Regions from separate parts of the Homo sapiens genome. Here region 1 is linked to region 2. A link is an interaction called in ENCODE POLR2A ChIA-PET data of the cell type or tissue named here. Cell type or tissue: MCF 10A. All regions are shown on one strand. Each heading gives the region's core, and the rest is flanking DNA. Links, peaks and the distances in the headings are about the cores only. Region 1 has its middle 47 kb from the start of PRR23E. Region 2 has its middle 92 kb from the start of PLXNA1.

Region 1 (9,288 bases), core at 2,249-7,248, 72 kb before region 2:
GAGGCCAAGAGAGACTCAGAGAGGAGGCTGGACACTGCAGCCTGGCCCAGGGAGTGGGGAGGGGCCTGTCAGGCCAGCCTGGGTCCTGAAGAACCGGCCCCCGGCCTCCTGGCTGTCCCCAGCCTCCCTGTGGGCAATGGGAAAGGGGCGCACCTATTCCAGTTGGACGCACAAAACTGGGTGAAAGGCCTCACCCTGCCCCTGCTCTGCCCAAACCACACCCTGACCCTGTGCCCCACAAAGCAGAGGCCTAGGTGGAAGGCCCAGGGTGTGGGCCGCTCCCTGGACCACTGCAGTGGTGGCTTGGGCAGAGTGGGGTTGAGGGAGGATCATTCTCCTGGGACTTCCTGTCAATGCTCCAGGGCACAGGTGGTTCTTGGAGGCACCGGGAGGAGTAGAGGATATTTCCCAACCTGCAAGTAATTTACTATGTTTATTAAGTGGCTATTGTAGGTTAAATAACCAACACCAGCTTATTAAAAAATCCTCCGAGATGATAATCACCCGGGTCTTCCATCTGCTGCCGGCAGCCGAAGCTGCTATCCTGCTGGGAGCCGGTTTTCATAATGAATCGGCTCTGAGATCCGGACAGTAAGTGACTTCAGGAATCGTCATCTCCATTTTCTCTGACAGCTTTATGCTCCATAAATACTCAGAGATTATTAAAAACATATTTATTTAAGATGAACAGCTCTCCTGCAGATACAATTCTAAGCCGATAAGGCTCATAAGCTCACTTACAATAATCAATGATAGTATTTAAACCCCGGAGTAGCTTTGCCTAAAGTCAAGGCTCTGGGCTCCTGAGAGGGGATCAGGCTGGGTTCCCACTTGCTGGGGCACCAGGGCCAAGGAGGCCATGGCCCTGGATCATCCGGAGGCTAGGAGGCCTAGGAGCTGGTGCTCAGTCTGTTAAGACCCTCTTCCCTGCCTCCTCCACAAGCCATCTCATCTCTCTGGGCCTCTGTTGCCCTATCTGGAGTATGAGCCTTTGGCTCTAAAACCCTATGAGTTTATTATGATTTGGGAGGCCACTGTGGGAAGGAAAGGCTGCCCCACAGAATGTTCATGGGGTTAAATGGGCATGTAGAGAGCCAGCCCTTAGGATCTCCAGGCTCCTCCCAAGACGGTGGGTCCTGCCTCACCTCTCCAAATTCATTCCACCCTCCTGCCCCTGGGCAAGACCCTGTACACCCCTCTCCATCCTGGAACACTCTTGCTGTCCACCCTCACTGCTGTACACTCATCCTTCAGCAAATGCTGCCTCTCCCAGGAAGCCTTCCTTGACTACCTCCCTCTTTCTTATCACAGCTCATGATCAAGGTTCCAAACTGACTGTGAGATTCTTTTGTTCTGCCCCTCTGTCCCCCCTGTACTGGGAACATGAGTACACGAGCAGGCTTGTGTCTGTTGGGCTCACCCTTGTGATCAGCACGGGGTTCAGGGCCGGGACGGAGTCTGTGCTTGGCACTCACTGCCTGCATGAAGAGGGCAGCTGCCCTGTGCCCAGCCTGGGAGGGTGTTTAGACCCATATGCGGTTTCTGGGCCAGCCTATCTTTTAATCACTGTGGCTTTGCAGGGTAGTTTGCCTCTGTTAGGGCAAGTTGACTTTTGCTTGGCTTCTTCAAAACAGACTTCACTTTTTAAAACAAACTTTCTCCTGTGTATACATTTTGGAATGAGTTTACTAGGTTAATTTTTTTAAATCCTGCAATTTTGAGACTGCTCTGCATGTGCTCCATGTGTGGAAACAGACCTTGGGTGTGGAGGCCACAACGACCACACTCCTCAGTTTACAGCTAATGAGCATCATCCGCCCAGAGAGCTTCCTTTTAGTTTCTTTTTTCTTTGTAGATAGGGTCTTGCTCTGTTGTGATCATAGCTCTCTGCAGCCTCGAGCTCCCAGGCTCAAGCAATCTTCCTCCCTCAGCAGCCAAGTAGACAAGGTGAGACTCCGTCTCAAACAAAAACAAAAACAAAAACAAAAACAAAAACAACAAATCTCTCTAGACACACACAGTAGTATAGACATGGGTCTCACTAGACACGTGGTATTATAGATGCTGGTCTCTTTAGACACACATAGTCGTATAGACACAGGTCTCTGTAGACTGACAGGGTAGTATAGACATGGGTCTCTCTAGACACACACAATTGTGTAGACATGGGTCTCTCTAGACACAGACAGTAGTATAGAACAGGTCTCTCCAGACATACACGGCCATATAGACACAGGTTTGTCTAGAAATACATGATCATACAGACATGGGTATCTCTAGACACAAGCAGTAGTATAGGCAGGGTAGCATAGACACGGGTCTCTCTAGACAGACAGAGTAGTATAGACACATGTCTCTCTAGATATACACAGTAGTATAGACACAGGTCTATCTAGAAATACATGGTCATATAGACACAGGTCTCTCTAGACATACACGGTCATATAGACAAGGGTCTCTCTAGAAATACATGATGGTATAGACACAGGTCTCTCTAGACATACATGGTAATACAGACATGGGCCTCTCATTAGTTGTACCCAGTGACCTCTCCATCAGCCATCTGACAGTTAACTTTCTTCTGGATCCTTTGATGACACGGAATCAGCCATTAATGGTGATGTCTATATATTCATCCATATTTTCAACTTACAATTTGTGTTTTTTAATGTGTCTAAGAAGCTGTCCCCTAGCATTGAATCATGACAATATGCACCTAGATGACTTTGGATTTAGAGGTATGTGGATAGCTGACACCTTTTCAATGTTAAGTGATCCCATCCATTCCTGAAGTCCAGAAAAAGAAAAACAAGGTTTTTAGTTGAGGGTAAGGAAGGGATAAGTGATCCTATAGCTGCCTCATCTGTGAGCACAGTCCCCGTCTGCACCCTGCCCTGGACAGCTCAGCTGAGGTCAAGAGGCCACAGCCCTGTCCCCAAGTATCTCCTCCTACCATTGCCCAGACATTATTTCCTATGAGCCTGCCTTGGGGAAAGCCAGGGGCAGGGCCCACAAGGTGATGGGGACATGGTGGGGACACAGGGCTAGCTCCACCATTAACAGGGAGACAGACAATGCATAAAAACAACAGACACAGAAAATATAATTGCAAGTTGCATTGTCCTTCTGAACCTAGGCATATATGGGAGTCTACACACATAAAAATTCCCTGAGCTGTACACTTAAGATTGTATACTTTTCCATATTTGTATAGTACCTCAATAAAAAAGATGAGTAATAAAAGTGAATCCTCTTCCTCCCCTTCTGCCCCATCTTCTCTCCTTCTTCTCTCCCTCCTCCCTCCCCCTTTATTTCCCTTTTCCCAGCTCTGTTGCATGTTGAATGGATTGGAGTGGTAAGGAGGGAGGTGGGAAGGGGCATTAACGGATGACTACCAATAGCTGGGGGAGAGACAGTGGTGGATTTTGAAGGGGGTGATGGTGAAGAGTGGAGTGGACAGGCTGAACCCACACTGAGTCCCCTGTGGGATTTGGAGGTATCTGAAATGCCATGGGTGGTGGCATGGGGGCCCTGGCTGAGATGGAGAAGGGAGATGTGAGGGCACACAGGGTGCTCAGGGAGGAGCGAGGCAGATATGGGGTCCCCTCCACTCAAGAGGCTGGGCAGCCACTGCCTTTCTGTGTTCCAGCTCATCTGCTCAACGGCAGGGTGTTCTCATCCAGAAGGGGAGGGTCCTGGTTTTCCTTGCCCCCTCCACAGTGTAAGTGTCTGGGGCCGGGCTGATGGGTTGGCTGCAGGGCATGGCTGAGGATGGCCCACTGAGGTGTTGGCCGCCAGCCATTCTGAGTCCATTCCTTCTCATTCCTTCTGCCCCCTCCATCTCCCCCGTCTCCTCCTCTTCTTCCTCTTCCCCCACACCCACCAAGAAGAGGTCAGCGACAGGGAAGACAAGTAGTAAGACCTTGAGGAAGAAGACAGAACAGAAGACTCTCGGGTAGTGGAGCTTGGGAGCCCAGGGGTCTGTGGCAGCCTGAGCAGAGGCAGGTGAGGGGTGAGGGAGTGGCTGGAAAGGCAGACACACCTGGACCCTGATCCCAGCTCTGCCCCCACAAGTGGTGGGATCTTAGAGGCTGTGTACCTTGCAGAGCCTCAATGTCCCCATCCACAAAATGGACTGGTGCCATCTCCATGTCCTTCATCATCACAAGTGACTATGCTGAGAGACTCCTCAGAGGGAACAAGATGTCTTAAACCATGGCAATTCCACCACTGCAGGCCATGTCCCTCACTGTTCCTGTGACCCCCGTGTTACCAGCTTCCATGCCTGACCACATGGGACCAGCTCATGGACCTACTAAAGGCTTTTAGAAACACAAAGTGTGGGCTTCATTAACACAGGAAGTGCCCAATAAATGTGTGATCTTTCCCTTTCCAGAAGTGGCCTCCTTGATGCACAGACCTTAGAGCAGGGTCTCAAACTCAGTTGCCTGCCCAGGCTGTGTGTGGCTGGAGAGAGGTGGATTGGGCACAGGTCGCACTGGCAGGGACAGACCCCTGGCTGCAGCCCAGAGCCAGTGAGCCATCTTTCTTTCACAAGTAGCTGGAAGATGGATTGTTATGTGAAAGCTCCCTGTTTCAAAATGTTGGCAACTCATGGAAATTGTTTAAAGCAGTCTGAGCCAAACAAAACTTGTGTCTGGCTGCTGGGTAGTGATGCTGAGGCATCTCCACTGCTCCTACATTACAGGGGAAACACAGAAAGGTTGGCCAACTGGGCCAAGGTTACACAGGAAGCAAATTGGGCAGTGGGCCATTGACAACTGGAAGCCATCCATCCATCCATCCACCCACCCATCCATCTATCTACCCCTCCATCCACCAACACACCCACCTATCTACTCACCAACCCATCCATCCATCCATCCATCTACCCCCCCATCCACCAACACACCCAACTATCTACTCACCAACCCATCCATCCATCCATCCACCCATCCATCCATTCATCCACTCATCCATCCACTCGTTCACTCATTTAGCAGATGCTTCTTGAGCACCTGCTGTGTGCCAGGCCCTATGTTATGGGTGCAGGGGACATAATGATGAACAAATATATAGATATAAATTCTTCTTCTCATGGATCTCATATCCTGAGGGAAGCTAATAGACAAAATCGCTCAGTTCTAGACTATATCAGGAGGCAACAGGGCTGTGGAGAAAACTGAAGCAGGGAAAGGGTCGCATGTGCTTGGGTGGAGTTGCAACTTTTAAGAGGGTGACCTAGAAAGGCTTGATGGAGAAGGTGGCCTTAGAGGAGAGATTGGAGGCCAGGTGTGGTGGCTCATGCCTGTAATCCCAGCACTTTGGGAGGCCAAGGTGGGCAGATCACCTGAGATCAGGAGTTCAAGACCAGCCTGACCAACATGGAGAAACCCCATCTCTACTAAAAATACACAAATTAGCCAGGTATGGTGGTGGGCGCCTGTAATCCCAGCTACTTGGGAGGCTGAGGCAGGAGAATCGCTTGAACCTGGGAGGCAGAGGTTGTGGTGAGCTGAGATCGTGCCATTGCACTCCAGCCTGGGCAACAAGAGCGAAACTCCGTCTGAAAAAAAAAAAAAAAAAAGGAGAGATTGAAAGGCGGTAAAAGAGAGAGCACCACGGGTGCTTAGCAGGAGCCAGGAGGAGGACAGGGAGAGGAAGGCAGAGAGGTCTCAGGCACTTGGTGGGCACATGTGGGCCATGGTGGAGCCTGCAGCAGAGGTGGGGCCTGCTCTGGCTTAGGTGTGACCAGCAAACCCTCCCGTGGGGAGCAGGGATGTCAGGGAATGGGCTGCCCAGAGCCCAGTGAGGGGGTGGGAGATGGCAGTGGCTGGGAATAGGCACAGCAGTAGGGGTGGGGGAAGTGGTCAGAGTCTAGACATACTGCGAAGGTGAGGCTGACGAGGTGTGAGCAAGAGAGATGGGCGTCAAGGATGGCACCATGCCTTAGGCCTGAGCACCTAGGGGGTGGGGTCAAGCTTCAGCCATGGCCATGAAGGTGGAGATGCTAGCCTACACCCCTAGTGGGGCTGCATAAGCAGTGATGGGGTTCAGGGAGAAGCCAATAGTCAGGGATCTGTGGCCCACCCTGGGCCAGCTAATGGAAGTGCTGAATCCGGCTTACAGTGAGAGACACACAGACTCTGGAGGGCACTGGGGAACACATGACGGTACCAGGATCCCTATGCAGCCAGCCTCATGCCAGGGGCTGTGCATGCACCATAGTGTCCTCATAGGATCAGGGGCAGCCTCTGTCCTCTCCTTTGAAGATAAGGAAGTTGAGCCTCAGAAAGGGGGTGAGAATTGCAAGGGATGTACAGCTGGTGAGGAGCAGGACCAGGATGTGGATACAGGGCAGGCCTGGGTCCTGCAAGGACCTCACACCCCGACACTGGAGCGGAGTGGACGTCTAGCCCAGCAGACAGAACATAGCCTACGTGGTCACTGACAGGCGGGTAGGGGCTGCCCAGGGCCAGTCAGCACCAGGGAGCATCGGCAGAGATGGTGAGCAGGCACTTAGACACTCTGGATGCCACTCATGAAGAAGAGGCACTGAAAGGACCAATCTAGACCTCAGATCCCCAAAGCTGCATTTGCCACTTCTTCTCACAGGTCCTATCAACACCTGCAATACAATTGTATCCTAAACGGAATCCGGCCACAGCCCCCTCCCACCTCCCCTCTGACTTGCATAACTGTACATGATCTGCAAGGGAGATGCAAAAATGGCTCCAAATCTCTCCCCTCTTTCTGCCCACATCCTTTGCAATATGATTCTGCAGCTTCTCCCACCAAAGAGTGGGCTTTATTTCCCAAACCCTTAGCTAACACAATGCACTGGAAAACAGCATGGCGCCTGTTCCAAGCCAAGGCCTCAAGAGCCTTTGTGTGTTTCAATCTCACTCTTAGGACCCTGTGACCAGAGTGTGAGGAAGCCAGGGAGATCATTGTGGAAGGGGAGAGACTGTGGAGAACGGCCCCGCCATCCCAACTGTGTTCAGACATCTTAGTGAGCCCAGCAAGAAGAGCCAAGCCCCAAAAGAAAGGAAATCAGCATATTGAAGAGAGATCTGCATTCTCATGTTTACTGCAACACTATGCATAATAGCCAAGATTTGGAAGCAACCTAAGTGTCCATCACCAAATAAGTGGATAAGGAAAATGTGGTACATATACACAGTGGAATACTATTCAGCCATAAAAAGAATGAAATCTTGTCATTTGCAACATCATTGGAACTGGGAGACATTATGTTAAGTGAAATAAGCCAGGCACAGAAAGAGAAATTTTGTATGTTCTCATTCATATGTGGGAGCTAAAAATTAAAACAACTGAACTCATGAAGACAGAGAGTAGAATGACAGTTACCAGAGGCTGGGAAGGGTAGCAGGGAGGGGGAAGAGAAGTAAGAATGGATAATGAGTGCAAACATAGAGTTAGATAGAATAAATAAGATCTAGTACTTGATAGCACAATGGGGTGACTACAGTCAACAATAACATATTGTATATTTTAAAATAACTGAAAGACTGGAACTGAAATGTTCCTAACACAAAGAAATGAAGAATGCTTGAGGTGATGAATACCTCAATTACCTCAACTGATTATTACACACTGTGTGCCTACCAGAGCACCACGTATACCCCATGAATATACACATCTATTAGCTACCCATATAATTAGAACTAAATTTTTTTTTCAAAAGGCCAAGAAAAAAGGATTCATAAATGAGTAAAATTATAACACCCTACTTCCAGAAGAGCGAAGCCCGCCCTGCCCAAATTTCCAACTCACAGAATCATGAGCTAAACAATTGGTGGTTGTGCTAAGCCAGGAAGCTTTGGGGTGGTTTGTTACACAGCAAAAGCTAGCTGATACAGCCTCTACCTCTCTGTTCCTCAGGCTCAACACCAGATTTCTCTTTGATTGCCACATCCTCCAGCTTCATCCCTCTGCTACCAGGCCTCTCCTTTCCACTCTAGACTGAGGACACTTTTTTCCTGGGCCAGCCAAGATTGGCTAGCCACTGCTGACCTGGGTGAGGATTAAATGCCCTCCCAATGTATCCTGAACATTCACTACACAGCAACATTCTCATGCTCAACTTGCCCTGAGCTTCTCAAAGTCAGGGGCTTTCTCTTGGTCATCTCTGCTGCCCCAGGAGCAAGGTCAGAACTGGTCAGGTGTGGAGCAGGCTGTAAGGAACATTTGTTTAGGAAGCAAATGATCTTCCCAGGATGGAGTGCTGACTAAGGAGTGGCTAAGTGGCTATGTGAGAGCCCTGGAACCAGCTGCCTGGGTTTGCAGCCTGGCTCTGGGTTTCAAAATAGTGTGTATTGAGCAGGTAACTAAATCCCAGTTCCCTGATTTCCTTATCTGTAGGACAGGGAGGATTGCAGTCCCTTCATCAGAGAGTTGTTTATAAGGATTAAATAAGGGAATACTGAAAACAGTGTCTGGCAGGCACAAGTCAATGCTAAGTATTGTTATTTAATAAGTAGCTGTGAATGGTGAAGTCCAAGGCCTTGTCCAAGGTTACTTGGTTCTTCATAGTCCTGATTCATCCTTACCTGATGTCCTGAATTTTGGGTCCCACTTTCAAATCCCAGCTTCTCAGTCCTAGGTCAGGCCCCACATCATAGCCCCTATCCCCCTGGAGCCAGGCCCTGGCTTCCTCCTCCCTCCCCGGCCTGGGGCCCTCCACCTGTCAGCTCCTCTCTGACATCCTTTCCTCTCAGCCGGTTCTCACCTCCTCCCAGGAAATGCCACTGCAACAACATTGATAAATATTTATAAAGGCAGCCGAAGAGATGGCGCACAAACAAGCCAAATAAATAAGCACATTTTAAAACACTGAGCTTGACAGTTGACTTCCCCAAGTGAGTCTGTGTGTGCGTGCGTCACGTACCTGCACACACTCCCTGTCCTCACACATCAGCTCACAGGATGCCAGAGCCTTCTAGGCCGTCACATTGGGACCGCATGTTTCACAGATGGAGAAACCAAGACCCAGAGAGGCCTGGGCTTGGCTAAAATTGCCCAGCTGAGTGCGGGCAGGCGGCAACCCGTGCCCAGCATCCCGGCTTTATAGAGCCAAGGTTCCTGCTTGGCCTGGTGTCTATAAACAGAGAACAGCTGTTAGCAAATGCATTAAAGGATTTCATGTTTACTCTGCTCTTATCTGTGGCAATAACTGTCAGTATCGGGGAGATAGCCGAGGTCTGTTTCGCAGGATGGCCATCAGCCAGGAGGCGGGGCTGGCAGCGACTGCCCTGACTCACCTGC
Region 2 (9,288 bases), core at 2,059-7,058:
GGCTCCACTGAGCCAGACCTGGTACAGCAGAAGCAAGCCACATGCTCAGGTCCCATCCAGAGTCCTTGCACACAGAATGCCTGAGCAGAACAACATGGCTGGCATATTCCACCGCACAGCTACTCAGGGTTTGTCACCTGTCCGTATTTGCCAGGACATGTGACACAGTGAGGCATTTAAGCTGCATTCTAAGCTTCTTCAGCAGCCTTTAAGCATGCAAGTGGCAGGATTTGACTTTTAACGTTTAAAAGATGCCCTTGGCTGCTGTGCTGAGAACTGATGGGGGAGGGGCAAGAGTGGAGGCAGAGAGGCCAGTAGGCAGCACTGAGGGGCAGGGTGCAATGTGGACCACGACACTCACGAAGCTCCCTGCTAGACCTGCATTGCCTCCCAGGCCTCCCGCAGCCCCATTGTCACCACCACCCCCTCAGACAGACGAAGAAAGCGTGCACTCGAGGAAGCCAAATGATCAATCCAGGGTCACAGGGCGAGCGACTGGCCAGGAAGGATTTGAACCCTGGTAATCTGGCTCTGAGTCCCTCCCCTACCCCCCCTGCTGGGGTCTCTCAGGACAGAAAGACCCCAGCAAAGACTCAGTGCCCAGTGCCGGGCCCAGAGACACCAGCCAGGGTCCTGAGCTGGGTAAGAGCCATCACCTGGGACCCGTGTGTGTGGGGCACTCTGCTTCCCCCAGTTCCTGGAAATGTCTCCAGCTTATCCACTTGCTCTGACCACGGTCTGCCTTTGGTATGGACACCTGGTAAACCCCACCCAGCACTGGCCTGGCCAGACCCACCAGGGAGGTGCGGGGAGGATTCTTTCCCAGGAGGCATTAGAAGACCAGAAGCCATTAATATCTGCAGCAGCCTTGGGCAAGTCCTTCTCCTCTCTGGGCCTTAGTTTCCCCATTCTGTAAATGGGCGGGAAAAGAAAAAAGACCCTCTAAATTTCTTCTCAGCCCTAATGCTCTGGAAGGCAAGAGACCTGAGACCTGGGCTGATTTGTCCCTTGGTTGCAAGTGACAGAGACCCTGTTCCAAGGAGGAATGGACTGGCTCAGGTCACTGAAAAGTCCAGGGGTAAACTTTAGGTGTGGCTAGATCCAGCGGCTCACCCAGTGTCATTAGAAACTCATCTGTCTTCTCTCTCCATCCTGAGGCAGGGCCTGCAGGGCCTGGCAGCTCCAGGCTTAATATTTTTGCCCTTAGCTATACCAGAAACCCCAACCACCCCCTGACATGGCCTTGACTGGCTCTTCTTGGGTCACATACCCACCCACTCAGAGACCAATCAATGTCCCCCAAGGGATTAGAATGCTCTTGGTGGCCAGCTTGCTCACACCACCTGGTTCACAAGGAGATAGAGCCTTGAGACTCCAGCAGTTGGGGTCGGGGGTGGTTTTGAAGGCAAAGGAACCAGCAGAAGTCCTCTTGGCGCCCTCCTCCTAAGTTGTTGTGAGATGGGGGAATAGGTCATGGATAGTATGCAGGGTTATGTGGCCTGAAGTGCTGTCTGGGCCAGCCACCCTCAGGATGGCCCAAGCCCTAAAGCCTGCCCACACCCCCGACCCACGGCCAGTCTGCACACGGCAGAATCAAAGACACCCATGTGGCACTTCCTGCTCAAAGCTGCCCAGATCTCTGTCTCCCAAGGCCCCACTAAAGAGATTATGGGCCTGTCTTTTAGCAGAAACCCTGGGCCTCTGGGCTGGCTCTGCTAATCCCGACAAAGGATAACAGGCCCCTAATTAATTCTCCAAATCTGATGGCAGTGTGAACACCAGCCAGTCCACCCGCCTTAATGAGTTTAATCGACTGGACTTGACGATTTTATTCGAAACCTAGGGCCACAAATTAAGCTCTTAAAAATGCACTTGAACTTGATTGGCAGCAGTAATCCCAACAAAATCTGTTTAATCCTTGGGCTGCCCACGCAGGAACAGCCCGTGCGGGGCTGTGGGCCTGCAGCTCAAACGCTGGGATCCCCTCCCTTCTCAGCTCCAGGGCTGGGTCTCCTCTGCCTTCTGCCTTTAGGCCAGGAGGGAGGACCGGGAGAAAGAAAGTGCCCCGCCTCACCCCTACTGCCCAGGTGCACACCTAAGTACCCTTCAACCCTGGCCCAGACTACTTCTCCAGGAGTACTTCTCCCACATTTCCTGGTACGGCTCGTGGTGCTCCCACCACTGGTGTGACTGGCTCGCATGCTCCGGGGGCAGAGCCACCTGCTGCCCATTCCTGGGTCCCAGCCCCCAGCTTAGGTGCTGTGAGTTGAATGTTGTTGGTGGCCAGCTTTGCACAGATGGCCCCAGGGACATGGCCCCCATGGACTCTGTCCTCCTGAAGAAGATGGATTGCAAAATTGGCCACAAGGCTCCATCCTTCCTCTGGAGTCCCTTGCCCCACCATGTGATTCTGGCTGGCCAGATTTTGCTTTGACCACTAGCATGGGTGGGAGTGATATGCCACTGCTCAGCCTACACTTCACGCTCCCTCAGAGCCCTGCCTCTGCTTGACCACAAACTTGGCCTGGAGGCTGCTGGAGAATGGGAGGCCCTATGGAGCCAGGTGGTCCCTGTGGAGGTCATTCTGAGAGGTGACAGTGTGCTGGCAGCCCTCGAAGCCCTCGCTCGCTCTTGGCGCCTCCTCGGCCTTGGCGCCCACTCTGGCCACGCTTGAGGAGCCCTTCAGCCCACCGCTGCACTGTGGGAGCCCCTTTCTGGGCTGGCCAAGGCCGGAGCCGGCTCCCTCAGCTTGGGGGGAGGTGTGGAGGGAGAGGCACGGGCGGGAACTGGGGCTTCGCGCCACACTTGCGGGCCAGCCTGAGTTCTGGGTGGGCGTGGGCTCGGCAAGCCCCGCACTGGGAGTAGCTGGCTGGCCCACAAGCCCCGGGCAGTGAGGGGCTTAGCACCTGGGCCAGCAGCTGCTGTGCTCAATTTCTCGCCGGGCCTTAGCTGCCTCCCCGCGGGGAAGGGCTCAGGACCTGCAGCCACCCATGCCTGAGCCTCCCTGCCCCGCCGTGGGCTCCTGCGTGGCCTGAGCCTCCCGGCGGAGTGCTGCTCCCTGCTCCACGGTGCCCAGTCCCATCGACCACCCAAGGGCTGAGGAGTGCCGGCAAATGGCATGGTACTGGCAGACAGCTCCACCTGCGGCCCCGGTGTGGGATCCACTGGGTGAAGCCAGCTGGGCTCCTGATCTGGTGGGGACTTGGAGAATCTTTATGTCTAGCTAAGGGATTGTAAATACACCAATCAGCACTCTGTATCTAGCTCAAGGTTTGTAAACACACCAATCAGCACTCTGTATCTAGCTCAGTGTTTGTGAATGCACCCATTGGCACTCTGTATCTAGTTAATCTGGTGGGGACTTGGAGAACCTTTATGTCTAGCTAAGGGATTGTGAATGCACCAATCGACACTCTGTATCTAGCTCAAGGTTTGTAAATGCACCAATCAGCACTCTGGGTCTAGCTCAGGGTTTGTAAATACACCAATTGACACTCCTTATCTAGCTAATCTAGTGGGGACCATGGAGAACTTTTGTGTCTAGCTCAGGGATTGTAAACGCACCAATCAGCACCCTGTCAAAACGGACCAATCAGCTCTCTGTAAAACAGACCAATCGGCTCTCTGTAAAATGGACCAATCAGCAGGATGTGGGTGGGGCCAGATAAGAATAAAAGCAGGCTGCCCCAGCCAGTAATGGCAAGCCACTGCATGCCCTTCCAGACTGTGGAAGCTTTGTTCTTTTGCTGTTTGTAATGAATCTTGTTACTGCTCACTCTTTGTATCTACACTGTCTTTATGAGCTGTAACACTCACCACGAAGATCTGCAGTTTCACTCCTGAGTCAGCAAGACCACGAACCCCTTGGAAGGAAGAAACTCTGAGCACATCCAAACATCAGAAGAAACAAATTCTGGGCAGGCCGCTCTTAAGAACTGTAACATTCACTGCGAGAGTCTGTGCCTTCATTCTTAAAGTCAGTGAGACCAAGAACCCACCAATTCCGGACACAAGTCTACAGCAGCCAGCCGGAAAAGTCAGCAACAGGACACTGGTTCTTGAACAAGCCCAGACCACGGAGTTCAGCCCAGGCATTAGAGCTCAGTTAAGACCATAGAGCTCAGCCCAGCCCAGCCAAGCATAGCCCAGACTATGGAGCTCAGCCCAAACCACAGAGCTCAGCCCAGCCCAGCCAAGCATAGCCTAGACTACAGAGCTCAGCCCAACCCAACAGAGCACAGCCCAGACCACAGAGCTCAACCCAGACCAGCCAAGCACAGCCCAGACCACAGAGCTCAGTTCAGACCATAGAGCTCAGCCCAGCCAAGGATAGCCCAGACCGTGGAGCTCAGCCCAGACCAACCAAGCATAGCCCAGCTCACAGAGCTCAGCCCAGACCACAGACCTCAGCCCAGCACAACAGAGCACAGCGCAGACCAGCCAAGCACAGCCCAGACCATGTAGCGCAGCCCAGTCCAGTCAAGCACAGCCCAGACCACAGAGCTCAGCCCAGACCAGCTAAGCTCAGCCTAGACTTCCCAGCTCAGCTTGCCAATACTTAAAGTCTGAAAATAGTATATGATATTGTTTCAGGCCCCTGTGTTTAGAGGTGGCTGGTACACAGCTCAGCTTCCTGGGACACCTCCCCCACTAGCCCAGCTCTCTGCAGAGTTGTGGTAGGTTCTGCCTTTACCCTCCAAGGTCTCCAAGTGTTTAGGAGCACCCGTTGGAAGTACGCTGTCTGCCACAGCCAAGCCTTTGCTTGAGCCTGCCTCACCCCCAAGCTCCCCTAACTTGCAGTCATTGCCCCTCACTGCCCTGCTCTGGAGCTGGCCCTGTCATTAACTCACCAGCCAGGTCTCACTAACTTCAGCTCTTTGGGAGCAGAGCCATGGGAATGAGCCTTGTCTTCCCAGAGGGTACCTGGCTGTGTTCAGATTGAGTTTCCTCCTGCCCAGTGACCAGGGCTGGATTGGATGCTCCAAGTAAAACAAACACACTAGCACATGCATGCACACACACGAACACTTGCACATGACCACACACACATGCACACGGATATGCTCCTACAGGCACCACACACAGTTAAAATAAGCTCATTATACTCTGGCCGCAGGACAATTTACCCTGTAGCTGTTTGCTAAGAAAGCCACTCAGAGAGGACAAAAGAAAATCCAGCTTTTTTATATATTTCAAAATATGTTTTCTCTATCAGATTGGCCAGACTCCAAGTGTTTTCAGTCTGCTCTGTGGGCCAGACCTCAGGAAAGTGAGCACTGCTTGCCTTGCTGCTGGAAGGGTTCGTGGCATGGCCTCTATGAAAGGCAGTGTGGCAATTCCCATCAACATTATCCACTGACCCAGCAATCCCACCTGCGGAATTTTGCCCTGCAGGTGTACCTACCCACATTTCAAGAGACTCTGAGCAAGATTACCCACACCACATTGTTTCTGGCAGCAAAAGAACAGGAATAGCCCGAAATGCCCATCTCATTTTAAAACCTTGCAAATGCAGCATCTGTTTTACAAAAATAACAATAATGAAAAGCTGCAGAGTCAATGAGTGAATGCATGCTGGTCAAGCAAGCAGTCATGGTCACTGGGACGTTGGGAACACTCCGAACCCCACTCTGATGCCTGCCCAGCTGCAGCCCCTCCTGCGGGTGTCAGCACCGCCCCACCCCACAAAGCTGGCCTGACGCCTCCTCTGTCCCTCCCCAGCCCCTCCTAGCACACACGCCAAAGGGACTCTAGCCATCAACCCGCTGCTCGTCCCAGTTCTACAGCAGCCCAGAGGGGCGTCCAGGGCTGACTGAGCAGCAGGGCGGCCTGAGGCCCCAGGGCTCCCAGCGCCAGCCCCGCCTGTGAGCCCAGGAAGCAAGCTGCTTTGATGAAATTTTCACACTCCATGCATCTTTCAGGAGGAGGAGTTGGGTGGGGAGTGGAGAGGGAAGCTCCCTAGATGCTTTCTATGCTAGGGCTGGGCCTAGGGGCTGGGACCACATCAGTGAAGGTAGACCAGCAAGCCCCAGCCCTCCACCCACCCCCACTGGCCATACCAGGCAGGAGAGGAAGGCCTAGGAGGGGAGCAGTCACCTCTCGTTCTCACAGCAGCCGGCTATGGCCCTCTGACCACTGGTCTCCACTCTGCAGTGGTCAAGAGTGAGGCTTCTCCCCAGTCCTTGCCCTGCACTGGCACACGATGTTGGCAGCAGATGGACAGAGGGTCAGCTCCCAGTTACCTGTGTCCTCAGAGGCTGGAGGAGTCTGGTCCCCACCCTCCCTGCCTGCCAGGCCTGCGTCTCCACCTGGGAAGGGGCACCACACCTACCTGCCAGATGTTCCACACCCAGTACGTGCTGGGGAGCAGAGGGTCACTCTGCCCCATCCATGTCTGTCTCTCTTCTTTGTCTCTCTGCTCCAGCCCTGTCTCCACCCTCCATTTGGCTTGGGAAAGTCCCTGTGCTTCCCAATCCTGTTCTCAGTTCTCCCATTTCTCCTGGGAGTGAACAGGTGTGTGATCCGACACAAGGGAGGTCCTCCATGCCTGGGCCTGGCTACTCTGCACAAGTGGGACCCTCACCCAGCTTCAGGGCAGGCCCACACCTCCCAGCCTTGCCCAGCCCCACAGTCTCCATATGGGTTCCTTCAAGGCTATGCAAGGATTCCAGTGCCAGTAGTGTGCATGGGGGCTGAGCCCAAGACCCCCTGGAGGGCTGTGAAGAAATGAGAGGGGGAAGGGAACCTGCTGGGAAGGGCTCGACACAGGCGGGTGGCCACTTGCAGGTGGCTGAGGTTCAGTCCCGTGGACACCAGAGACTTCTGAGGGTCACGTGTGGGGTCTGTCCTTGGCACTTCCACCCTGCCATGCGTGCATGAAGTTGAGCAGCTCTGGCGACTTTCAGGCTGGGGCCAGCACTATGCACAGGGCTCCGGCTGCGTTTGCTTGCTCTTCTCCTCCCTGAAGCACTTGGTCATGCAGTTGTGCCCACTGAGAGCTTGCAATGGCAGCTCCCACTGTCCCTGGGAAGCTGCTCTTGGCAGATGGGGGGAGTCTATCCCAGCTCCTACCTTGAAGACACTTCTGCCACTCCCCGGGGGTCTGCACTGGCTGCCTTGCTGGGCCCTCCCTCCTCTCGCCTCCTGCCCCAGACTTGCTAAGCCCATGTGGGGCGGCAACGAACCCTGCATGTGCTAATTCAGCAAACATTACCCAGCTCCGGCCAAGTAACAGCACTAACTAATCCTGCCAACACCCCTGCAAGGCACATACCCTCACTGCCTTTTACAGATGAGAAAACCAAGGCCTAAAGAGCCAAGGTGACTTGCCTGAGGTCTCCCAGCCAATGAAGAGTGGAGCCAGGGCTGAAACTGGGCCTGTCTCACACCAGCCACCATGTTTGAAACCCCCTTGGAGGACAAGCGCCGACTCAGCCTCCGTGGGGCTGCTCAGGGACTCCGGGGCGCTGGCTGTCTAAGGAGCAGACCCCTCTGGACGACACCCACATCTGCTGGAGTGGCAAGGGCACACGCTGCTGCCCCAGGCACTCTGCCCACAAGTGGCACCAATGCCTGGGCTCTAAGTGGCACCCCCGCACCCCAGTTATACCTGGGCATCATGTGACCACGCCCCTCCTGCACCCCAGGCCCATTTCAGCCTGAGCTCTGTTGGCTCGGCCCCTCTCTCTTGAATCACTCATTCCTTTCCCTCTGCACAGCTGCCACCTGCCCCACCCTGTCCCTGCCACCATCTTCTCTTGTCTGGCCAATTGCAAGGGCATCAAAGCAGATCTCCTGACGCCACTCTTTTACAACATATTTCCTGCTTCAGCTCATGGCATGTCTCTACTCCAGAGCCTCATGAGGCTTTCCCTCACCCTCCTTACCCTGGCCTGCCAGGTTGCATGGTCCACCCCCTGCTGATGCCTCCACTGTCACAGGGCCACCTGGTCCTCACCCCACACTCTACCCCATCCTCACTTCCTCTGCCCACTGCCCTCACCCCTTGCCAAGATGATCCCTTCATCCTCCAAGCTCCAACTTAAATGTCCCTTCTCAGGATGACTGCGGCTCCTTCAATTGTTCTCCAAGCTCTCTGAGCATCTCAGCAGGGTCCTGTACAGATGGAATTTTCCAGAGACAACCGTAATGACACTTTCCATATGACACCCTTCTGCAGCGTGGCCTTCCCATCCTCCCGTCGTGCCCTTTGGATGTGGGCAGGATGGAGCCTTGCTTGCAGCCAGCAGAAAGTGCTGGAAGTGGCGCTGTGTGATGCCATGGTGAGGTCAGGACAGCCACACCGCCTGTTCTCGTTCCCTGGAGCACTGCAGCTGAGGCTCCACCACCTCAAGGCCACTCACGAGTCACCTGTCTTAGCCTTCAAGTTCTCCCAGGCCTGGCACCAGATGTGTGAGCAAAGGAGCCCCCACTCACTTCCCATCCCATCTCCCCCAGCCTTGGAGTCTTCCCAGCCGGGCCTGGAGTACAAGCCAGCCATCGCCTGCCATGCCCTCTCCGAACTGTAGCCACAGCATCTGTGAGTGCAACAAAATGGCTCAAGTTGGTGCCACTACGTGGAGGTGGAGGATTTGCTGTGCAGTGATGGAACCCCGGCATTCCCAATCCTCCCAGCCTGGCTACAAGCAGTCTGTGCCTTTATAGGAGCAGAACCAGGACGGGTCTTTCCTTTGAGGAACAATTTTCTAAGTCTTTTGAATCAGCAAAGGACAAACCAGGGTCCCTTCTGGAAGGCAGTGTCTGGCTTCCTTGTGGATAAGAAGGGCTGTGGGGGCAGTTACCTGCACCCCTGACTGGCTCACTCTGTCTGGGTGCTGGGGCAGGAGTGGGCAGATGAGAGTCTTTGGCTCAGCTGAGGGAATTCTCATGGTGAGGATGAGAGTCCCACGGTGTGGCAGGGCCAGGGACTCGTGGCCAAAACAGTGTGGGAGCAGGCTCTCCTAGAAGCTGGTTTTAAGGTTTCCTTTCCTGAGTAGCAACTCCCAACACACTCAAAGTATGGTCCTAGCCAGTGGCGTGCTTGTCACCTGGGGACTTGTTGGAGCTACCCAGCCCTGTGCGCTGGGGCCCCACCCTGGAGCAAGCCCAGACCTGAGGCTCTGTGCAGGCTTAGGTCTAAGAGCCTCTGCCCTCCGTAACCAGGACAGCCTGGGGGTGGCTGTGGGTGGGGACTTCTGCCACCTCCATGCTTGGGGGTGGCAGTGTCAGGGCTACAGGGTTCTGAGCAGCAAGGATGGAGGACGGCAGAGCAGTGAGCAGGTAGTGTGG

What was found. ChIA-PET counts read pairs that join two places held together with the same protein. Peaks named below come from ENCODE experiments on the same cell type or tissue, not always from the same donor. Only the 100,000 strongest peaks of a DNase experiment are listed, where the experiment ranks them.
Region 1: POLR2A ChIA-PET joins it to region 2 with 5 read pairs; 3 of 35 experiments call an interaction of 5 or more read pairs at or near these places.

What each region holds. Positions count from the first base shown.
Region 1 is chr3:127,141,971-127,151,258 of GRCh38, reverse strand. No RefSeq gene overlaps it. Among named protein-coding and RNA genes, the nearest start is that of PRR23E, 47 kb to the left of the region's middle. In MCF 10A, for the core only: no CTCF peak of the experiment used is centred there; no DNase peak of the experiment used is centred there.
Region 2 is chr3:127,070,103-127,079,390 of GRCh38, reverse strand. No RefSeq gene overlaps it. Among named protein-coding and RNA genes, the nearest start is that of PLXNA1, 92 kb to the right of the region's middle. RefSeq lists a silencer at 3,600-3,669 and enhancers at 7,859-8,359, 8,360-8,860. In MCF 10A, for the core only: no CTCF peak of the experiment used is centred there; DNase peaks (open chromatin) are centred at 4,200 and 5,280.